Regions from separate parts of the Homo sapiens genome. Here region 2 is linked to region 1. The links are chromatin contacts, found by Hi-C or POLR2A ChIA-PET in ENCODE. All regions are on one chromosome and are shown on one strand. Each heading gives the region's core, a stretch centred on a gene start or an enhancer-like site at or near the end of the contact. The rest is flanking DNA. Distances are from core to core; before and after follow the strand shown. Region 1 holds the start of GRK2 (G protein-coupled receptor kinase 2). Region 2 holds the start of CORO1B (coronin 1B).

What was found. A loop is a pair of places that touch in the nucleus more often than their neighbours do. ChIA-PET counts read pairs that join two places held with the same protein, here RNA polymerase II (POLR2A). Pooled maps may share reads with other maps.
Region 2: a pooled map shows a loop between it and region 1 (3-fold over the local background). The contact joins the promoter of CORO1B here to the promoter of GRK2 in region 1. A Hi-C loop is called at or near these places in 1 of 37 single-sample maps with no recorded cell type and 6 of 50 pooled maps. POLR2A ChIA-PET finds 5 or more read pairs at or near these places in 14 of 52 experiments (B cell, CD4-positive, alpha-beta T cell, CD4-positive, alpha-beta memory T cell and 9 more).

Annotation. Positions count from the first base shown.
Region 1 is chr11:67,262,849-67,267,746 of GRCh38, reverse strand. GRK2 (G protein-coupled receptor kinase 2) reads right to left here and starts at 1,274. Exons shown (of 21, transcript NM_001619.5): 1 at 935-1,274. The coding sequence starts at 1,047. RefSeq lists a silencer at 1,286-1,485.
Region 2 is chr11:67,441,957-67,446,911 of GRCh38, reverse strand. CORO1B (coronin 1B) reads left to right here and starts at 3,436. Exons shown (of 11, transcript NM_020441.3): 1 at 3,436-3,508; 2 at 4,282-4,484; 3 at 4,824-4,946. The coding sequence starts at 4,284. RefSeq lists enhancers at 651-730, 2,941-3,040, 2,701-3,540, 4,381-4,955 and silencers at 3,171-3,430, 3,471-3,520.

The DNA of each region.
Region 1 (4,898 bases), core at 25-2,524:
TATCAGCCATAAAATGCTGGACAAACCGCAGCAATCGTCCACATCCTGTGTACTTTTGCACCTACATCCTGAACAGTCTAAACTTTGATACCAGGTGTGATGTCAGTTGTCTTACAGAGGCGGCAGCTAAGGTCCAGCCATTGCAGGTGTGCTGGGAGGGCCCCTGGTCAACAGCACCCACGGGGCACCATATGCAGGGCCTGCCAGAGGAGAAATGTAGGGGAGAGGGCACAGGGGATGTTTCCCCGACCTGAGCGCGGTCCGAGGGGGAGGGTGCCCGCAGCACCCTAGGTCCTGCTCACCACGCCGCCCTGAAAGCACTCTCGAGCCCAACTCCAGGACAGCGACCCCACCAGAGGGTGGGAGAAGAGTCCGGAAGACTGGCTGTCCCCCAACACCTCACACAAGTGTAGACTGGAGGAGAGACGGGTGGGGGTAGTGGAAACCCTAAAGCGAGTGCCGTGAGCAGGGACAGCAAAAGGGTGGGTGACATCGTCAGGCGAGGTAAATGGTGGCCAGCGGAGGGGAGGGGACCCCACAGGGACCAAGGGCTGCTCCGAGAAGGATGAAGGGGCGCGCCGGGCCCCCGTGGGAGAAGGCGGGAGCCAGGGGCTGACAGCGACTTCGGGGGGCCGGTGGAGCACGATAAGGAAGCAGCAGGGCGGCCAGGGGGACCCGACTGGGTCCGGGGACCGATGGGGCAGAGGAGCTCCGGAGTTGGGGCGCTCCGGGCTCAGGCGCCCAGGGTCTGGGGCTTAGGGTCTGGACCCGCAGGCGCCAAGGCCGGGCTGCTCCGGGCTGGGGGGCCGACAGGGGGTTGCGAGAGCCGGCCCCGGGGGTCCAGGTCGCGGGGTCGAGCATGGGGCCAGGGTCTCGGGGCCGCGGCCGGGGCGCCCGCGGGGTCGGGCCGGGGCCGCGGGCAGCTTCTCCTCACCTGGGCTCGGGCAGCAGGATCTTCTTGCTGGCGCGCGCGGCCGGCGTGGCCTTGCTCTTCTCCATGGCCATCAGGTAGCTCACGTCGGCCAGCACCGCCTCCAGGTCCGCCATCTTGGCGGCGGCGCTGCCTCCTCCCGCCGCCGCCGCCGCCGCCGCCGCTCCTGCTCGCTCGGCGCTCGGCCCGGCCCGGCCGCGGCTCGCTCGGCCTCGGGCGCCGACGCCTCCCGCCTGGCCCTGCTCGGCGCCCGCGGCTCCGCTCGCCGCCGCTCACAGGCGGCGCCGCCCCATGGCGCCGGCTCGGGCCCGGCCCCGGCTCGCGCTCCGCTCCCGCCGGGACTGCAGTCGGGGCGCCGCCGCCGCCGCCGCCCGCGCGCCCGCGCCCCGGAGCCGCCGCCGCCTCCGGCCCCGCCTGCCGCGCACAACGCCAGCGAGCCCGCGAGGGGCCGAGCCGGGCGGGCGACGGCGCCCCCTGGAGGCCGCGCGGAATCTGACCCCGAACCAGACCTGCGACCGCGGGCTCAGACCCTGGCCGTGACCTCGGCCCTCGATGCTGGACGGAGACCCGGGCCTGGAACACGACAGGGACCCGGCACGGAAGACGACCCGAGACCCATTCTCTGACCACAACCTCGGGTCACATCTCTGGATCCCAGGCTCCCCAGTCGGGCCGCAGCCCTGACACCAAACGTGATCACAGGGAACCTGGACGCTCACCAAGACACAGATTCAGACCTCTGAACACCATCCTGGGACTTTCATCTCAGACCCTGGCTATAACCCCGGACTCCCTGACCTTGGACGCAGTCCACGACCTGACACCAGACTCCAAACAGGACCCCAGACTCAAACCTTGGCCCACCACCTCAGACTCTAACCATGACCTCAGATCACAGCCCTGGGTCTCCAACGCCATACCCAGACTGCGACACTCACCTCAGACCCCCAACAGGTCCCCAGATCCAGATTTTGGACCATGACCTCGATCCCATCCTGGTTACTGACCCCAACCTTGATTCTGACCCTAGGCTACTACCATGACCCTGAACTCTAGACTTGGGGTCAGGACTCAGACCTAGATTGGACTGTCAACTCCAGATCACTGTCCTAGACTCAACACCCAGAACTGTGGACACGGACTCAGGACTAGGACGTCTAACCTGGGACCCACACTGGACCCAGAATCCTTAGTAGGTCACCCAGAACCTGGGACCTGACAACTGCAGCGCAGTTACAGGCTTCCCCCATCCCTGATCCCACCCCTCCTACTCTAGAACCAATCCTGGCCGCAGAAGGCCCACTCAGGATCAAGTACCCTGCACCCAACCCCACCCCCCAACCAGCTCATAGACCCAGGTCCCTGGCCAGCACTCTTGGCAGCTCCCTTCCCTGTACCCCATCCCATCCAGATGTTCCTTCAGGATGGTTCCACATGTAGTTACGGTAAAAACTCTCCCAGCCCGGAAGCGCACAGAGGTTTCAGTGCTGCCTGGCAGGGGAAACCCACCCTGCTGAGAGCCCACCCAGAGTGGGGAAAGCCAGGTGTCTCAAGGCAGCATTCCTATCTCAACATGCCCCTCTCTAGAGCCTCTCTTTGCTTTCAAAGTGACAGGACCCTCCTCCCAGCCCTGGGCACATAAAGCTCAAATCTCATTACCATGCTGTGGGCCAGCAGCCAGCATCCTTTTGCAAAGCAAGGCCCCCATCTCTGTGCACCTCTAGGCTACCATCTTGGATCAGCCCCAACAGAACCTGGAACCAGAGCATGTCAGAGCTTGTGAGGTTCTCCTCTCAGTGGGTGGTGAGTCACTCGCCACCCATATACCCATGTCAGAGCCTCAGTTTTCTTTTCCCCAACTGCTCCTTCATTCTCTCCCCTTCTCTAATCTAATTTGTCACCATAGTCTCCTGTCTGGCCTCCTGAGAATCTCCGTGAATCTGTCTACTTCTCAGGGTCCTCATGGCCAGCCACTGCCCTGATGCAGGCCCTGACCAGGGATGCTTTTCCCAAATCTAGATCTGATGGAGTCACTGCCTGCTTGGCACCCAGAAGCAGCTCTCCAGGCCTTCTGGGGCTACTGAGAGTGAGAGACCTAGAGGGGTCTCTAGGACTCACCACACTCTGCCCAAAGCAGATTAGGTGAACAAACTCCTTAATCTGCAAGTCAAGATCTTGGAGGACTTGGACCTTGAATGCTCCAGTTTGTTTCGCTACCATCCTCTGCACCTGGAGTTTCCCCACCAACTCACCCACCCATTCTCACTTCTGTGCCTCTGCTGTTTCCTGGGCCTGGAAGCCCTTCTGTGTACCTTCCTCCGTGGACAACTCCTACTCATCCGCTAAGACTCACCTCCTCCAGGTAGTCTTCCCTGACTCCCTGACCCCAACTATGTACATCTCCAATTCTACACTTACCACCTTCTAGGCCCTGTTTTCCATTTTCAGTTGCAAGATGCATTGTTGCAAGTTTCGACAGTGGGGAGTGAAGCCTCGTTACATGTCAGCATCAATTGGAAAATGCATCCTGATGTTGGAAATGCTGATATATATATTTAAAGAGGACATACTGTCCCCCACTGTCACTGGTGCCCCTAGTTCATCCTTTGCTCCCAGTGCCCACCACAGGACCCGACTCAAAGGCATCAGTGTTTGATGAGTGAATGAATGAGTGAATGAGCTCTTGGAACACATGGGTTTTGGGGTGGAACAAGGCCAGATGCCACAACATGAAGCCTCTAACCTCCTCTCCCCACAGCCCTGTCCTGACTCCTCTGGACTGCGAGCACAGCCACATGTCAGCCAGGGTTTTCGGGAATAGCCTCTATTTTAAAAATTCTACCTGATGAACTTGTTGGACCAGAGTCTGTGTGTGAGTTCTGAAATGCCAGCCATCCTGTTCCAAGAGGTGGCCTTACCTTCCCATCCCCACCTAAAAACTCAGTCCCTCCCACCCACAGCCCAATCCACACCCCCTGCCAGGCCTGAAGCTGGGGTCTTTTGAGGGGGGCTGGTCTCCCTTCATTGATTCCTGGGCCCAGGAAAAGTGACTTCAGGAAGCTCCAGGTTCAGAAGAGGTTGGTGTGAGCCCTAGGCCTGGGGAAGACTGGTTTTGGGGACGGTGTTGCCTCTGTTGGTCCTAGGAAGGTCGATTGCAAACTTGCCTTCACAGGCAGGCCTTCCTTCTCTCAACAAACCTTTGTTCTGTGCCTAGACTGCTCCAGGCCCTGACCAGGATGCTAGGAGTGCAAAGTGGAGTAGAGCCCCATCTCTGCTCAGCTGGCAGCCCCACAGACACATCATTACTTGGCATCGCCACTGGATGACTAATAGATGTTGCAAACTTAGCGCGGCCCACACTGAGCTCTTGCTCCCACTACCCAGCCCCTGTCCAACCTGCTCCTCTCCCGCCTCCCCATCTCAGGCGTGGATCCTCCATTTTCCCAAAATGTAGGAGCTGTCCTCGATTCCTCTCTTTCCTCACCTGGCCCCCACCCCGATGTATACCCCTGCTGTCATACAGCATCTCTGGCGTATCTGTCTCTGAAGTACATCCTTGATCCGTCCACTGTGCCCTGCTAAACCCTGGCCCGAGTCTCAATCACCTCTCGCCTGCATGCCTGCACCAGCCTCCTCTCCGCGCGCCCTGCCGTTCCTGTGGGTTGAGCTTCTATAGATCTCCATCAAAGCCCACCCCCAACGACTGCCCCTGCACTTAGGATAAAATCCACCCCACTTCCTGTGGCCCATGAGACCCGCACAGACTGGTGCCTGCCTATCTCTCTAACTCAGCAATTTCCATTCTTCCCCTTCCTCTTAGTCTCCAGCCTCTCTGGTCTTCCTTCTGTCACTAGAACAAGCCAAGTCCATTTCCACCTCTGGGGCTTTAACTTTACAGTTCCCTTGCCTGGACTGCCCTTCCCCACTTCCGGAGTGGCAGGCTCCTCCTCGTGCTGCCACCTTGTGG
Region 2 (4,955 bases), core at 2,187-4,686, 180 kb before region 1:
CAGAAATGAACAAGGACGGTTTAGAGATTAGAAGCAAGGGCCAGATGAGGTGGCTCATGCCTGTAATCCCAGCACTTTGGGAGGCCGAGATGGGCTGATCACAAGATCAGGAGATTGAGACCATCCTGGCTAACACAGTGAAACCCTGTCTCTATTAAAAATACAAAAAAAATTAGCCAGGTGAGGTGGTGGGCGCCTGTATTCCCAAATACTCGGGAGGCTGAGGCAGGAGAATGGCGTGAACCCAGCAGGCGGAGCTTGCAGTGAGCCGAGATCGCACCACTGCACTCCAGCCTGGGCGACAGAGCGAGACTCTGTCTCAAAAAAAAAAAAAAAAAAAGAGAGAGATTAGAAGCAAGATGGTTGGTGAAGTTAGATCTCTTTCACTGTCTCAGTCATAGTTTTGCAAAGGTGGTTTCCGTTGCAGTAAGCCGAGATCGCGTCACTGCACTCCAGCCTGTACAACAGAGCAAGACTCTGTCTCCAAAAAAAAAAAAAAAAGAGTTCTCTCAGTGGTCCATGGAGGAGGGTTTTGTGTTAGAGAAAATGGGCATGAAGGTGGGCTCAGCCCCAAGACATTGCCCAGCCACACACCTCCTGCCTACCACATCCCAGGGGACCAGTCTCCTGCTGCCGTCTGGAAGACTCACTCCTTCTCCGGTGAGAGATGCCCTTCCTTCCCTCTCCTTCATAGGTGCCAGACATTGATCCTGAGAATTGTGATTATGAGTATTGTTCAATTCTACATTCAGGGCTGCTGCTCATTCATTCATTCCTCATACATTACTTGATCCCATACTGAGTGTTGGATCTTGTTCAGGGTGCTGGGAATACAGTAGGAAGATAGGCAAAGTCCTTCCCCTCAATTTGCTGACATCCTGGTGGAGGCCGACACAAACCAAATACACCAATAAGCACCTGATGCAACATCAGGCGGCGCTGGAGAACACAGGCCGGGTGGTGGCTCACACCTGTAATCCCAGAGTTTTGGGAGGCTGAGGCAGGAGGATTTTTTGAGGCCAGGAGTTTGGAACCAGCCTGGACAACATAGGAGACCTCCATCTCTACAAAAATAAAAATTAGCTAGGCATGGTGGTACGTGCCTGTAGTCCCAGCTACTTGGGAGGCTGAGGCGGGAGGACTGAGCCCCAGAGTGTGAGGCGGTAGTGAGCTAGGACCGTGCCACTGCACTCCAGCCTGGGCAACTGAGCAAGACCCTGTCTCCCAAAAAAAGAACAATGCAGTCAGGACAAGTAAGACCAAAGAGTGGCTGGGTGAGGAATGGTCCAGGAGAGCCCTAGGAGGAGGTGATGTCTGACCAGAGACCTGAATCGAGTGGGGAAAGGAGCCTTTTTGGGATCTGAGGAAAGAGCTTCCAGATGGAGAGAACAGGATGTGCCCAGGCCTCGGGGTGGGAAGGAAGGTGGGTGGGATCTAGATGATCCTTCTAGCCCCAGGGTTTATAGAGCACTAGGAAAAGCAAGGGCTTTGGACCCAAGCCGATGGGGATTGCATCCGGCTGGATGACCTCAGGCAGGCACCGCACCTCTCTGTGCCTGTTTCCTCAATGGGGTGTGGCAATGGGAATGAGATGGGAGACAAGCCCGAGGTCACCCTCAGACACACAGTGGGGGCCTCTTTTAGCCAGAGACAAGGCTCCTGTGACCTCTGCTCTTCCCCCGCTTCGTCCTCCATCCATCTCTTTCTGGGAAAGGGAGGGTGCCATCGGTCAGCCAGGGCAGTGGATGCTCAAGGAAAGAATAAGGGAAGTAGCCGGTGCCCCAGAGCCGCTGGCCTAAGGGAACGGGGGTACATTCCACCTGTGGAACGGGATGGGGTGGGTCTGGAGAGGCCAGTCTGGGCTCCTTGTCACAGGCGCTGGCTAGAGAAAGAGAGAGGCCTGTGAATGGATCTCCAGGCCTTCGAGGGAGATGGTGGAGAAAAGAAGGCAAGGTGCAAGGGACTCACTGGCCATGGCCCCCTTTCAAATTGTAATAAGAAAGCTCAGCAGAATGCACAGGTGTTTACCCTGAAAAATGGGACTCCTGGGTCTTCCACTCGCTCCATAAACACTGCTATTTTCTGGATGGGCACGGTGGCTCACAACTGTAATCCCAGCACTCTGGGAGGCTAAGGCAGGAGGATTGCTTGAGCCCGGGAGTTCAAGAGCAGCCTGGCCAACATGGTGAAACCCTATCTCTACTAAAAATACAAAAAAAATAGCAGGGTATGGTAGCAGGCACCTGTAATCCCAGCGAATTGGGAGGCTGAGGCAGGAGAATTGCTTGAACACGGGAGGCAGAAGTTGCAGTGAGCCGAGATCGCGCCATTGCACTATAGGCTGGGAGACAGAGCGAGACTCCATCTCAAAACAAAACAAAAAACACACCAGCCTGGGCGACAGAGCAAGAGACCCCATCTCTACAAAAAGTAAAAGAAAAATTAGCCAGGCGTGGTGGTGTGTGTCTGTAGTCCCAGCTACTTGGGAGGCTGAGGCAGGAGGATCCCTTGAGCCTAGGAGGTCGAGCCTGTAGTGAGCCATGATCATGGCACTACATTCTAGCCCGGTAGTGACAGACCTTGCCTCAAAAAAAAAAAAAAAAACCACCCCAACACCTGCTGTTGTTTTCTTTACATTGTTAACCAAGAGCATGAAATTTAGGCCGGGCATGGTGTCTCACGCCTGTAATCCCAGCACTTTGGGAGGCCGAGGCGGGCGGATCACGAGGTCGGGAAATCGAGACCATCCTGGCTAACATGGTGAAACCCCGTCTCTACTAAACATACAAAAAATTAGCCGGGCGTGGTAGTATAAGCCTGTAGTCCCAGCTACTGGGGTGAATTTCTTGAACCTGGGAGGGCGGAGGTTGCAGTGGGCCGAGATCGCGCCACTGCACTCCAGCCTGGGTGACAAAAACTCCGTCTCAAAAAAAAAAAAAAAAAAAAAAAAAGAGCATTAACTTTGATAACTTAAAAAGAGTCACGTGAACATATCCACTGTCCGTGTAGATTCTACATTTATTTGTTGGGGGCGGTAATGGGGCCCCTTGGAGGTGTGCGTTCCGTCGGGGGCCGGGAAGGCGGGGCCTCACCCAATCCTGGAGACTCCTGCGGATGCCATTATGAGGAGCAAGAACGCGAAGGGGCCTCGGGTCCGCTGTAAGGCTGCACCCGCACCTGCGGCGCCTCTGCGGCGGCCGCCGTCGGCCCTGCCCCGCCCCGCCCCCTTCTTCCGGAGGAGCTGCGGTGGGGGCGCTCCACCGGGTCCTAGGAAAGGGGCTCTCTCTGGCCCCGTCCCCGGCGGCCCCGCTCCCGGCCCCCCGGCGCCGCTCAGCCTCCCGCCCAGCCCCTCCGCGCGTGACCTCGGCCCCGCCCCCGCGAGCCCCTGCCCCGCCCCCGCTCCGGGTCCCTCTGTCACTTCCTGAATCCTGCTTCCTGCTTCCCAGAGGCCGGGATCCGGAGCCGCCCGAAGCCGGTGCCGCAGCCCCCTGCGCCCCCGGTGCCCCCGGTGAGCGCGGCAGGGCCGGGGCTAGGGGCGCGGGCTGGGGGCTGGGCGGGGCTGCAGGGGCCGGGCTGAGGGGGCTGAGGGGGGATCGCGGGTCCCAGGAGCCTTTCGCCTCCCCTCTACCCCACTCAGTCCCACTCCCCTTGGCCGCCCAGCCTCTCCTCTCCTGGGCGGAGGTCCCTGGAAGTTGGGCTCCTGGTTCACCCTGGACCCCGATTCGAGGCCGCTCTGGGTTGCTTCGCGGCCCACAGCTGCGTCCCGACCCCGTCCCTTCCTGGGGGCCATGCCGGGGCTCCCTGGACATTCCCTGGGACTCAGAACTGGGCACTCACTCGGCCCCACAGTAGAGAGACTTTTCCTGCTTCCTCTCTCCTTCTTCCCCATTACCTAGCCTCCAAATCTCTGGGAGCAGGAAGGAGGCTGCTCCCGACTGGCTGGGACCTACAGTAGAGCTGAGAGCTCTCCAACCCCGGCACCTCCCACCTCCTGCCCCCGACACACACCAGAGCCAGGGAGGGGCCCTGCGTCCTGCAAAGCCCCTCAGGACTCAGCAGTGGTCAGGGCCGGAGCATTTACCTCTCAGATCACTGCCTGCGGGGTGACAGGCGGCCAGGCTCTGCACCTGTGACCCCATTCTGTAACTGGGTAAACCGAGACCCAGGAGGGTTACGGTGGCCTGGCCCCCGGTTGCATCCTCCCGGCTCACCTTCAGCAGCCTGGGGAGGGCTGGAGTTGTTGGGATGGGCCGGACTGACCCAGGCCTCTCTGTCCCGCAGACATGTCCTTCCGCAAAGTGGTCCGGCAGAGCAAATTCCGGCATGTGTTCGGGCAGCCGGTCAAGAACGACCAGTGCTATGAGGACATTCGCGTGTCCCGTGTTACCTGGGACAGCACCTTCTGCGCCGTCAACCCCAAGTTCCTGGCGGTGATTGTGGAGGCCAGTGGAGGGGGTGCCTTTCTGGTGCTCCCCCTAAGCAAGGTGGGTCCTGTCAGGGTTGGGGGAAGAGGAGGCACCTCGGCCACCCCTACTGGGCCTTTCTGCACACCTTGAATCCCTCATCTTGCCGTTTCTCACACTGCTGGGCAGGTGTTATAACCCAGATTTATCGCCCCAAGTGTTAGCACAGATGGAAAGTAGCCTGTTGCCATAGAGGCAGGGTTAGAGGCAGCAAACATTTCCTGCTCACCTGGCAAGTGGGGCACAGTCACATCTGGGCCACCTGTGAGCCGGGACGTGCATGTCATTCCCACTCCATGGAGGGGAAGACCAAGGCTTCGGGAGGGATGGAGCCCACTGACTGCCCCCTCGTGCCCACAGACGGGCCGCATTGACAAGGCCTACCCGACGGTGTGTGGGCACACGGGACCTGTCCTGGACATCGACTGGTGTCCTCACAACGACGAAGTCATAGCCAGCGGCTCGGAGGACTGCACGGTCATGGTGAGGCAC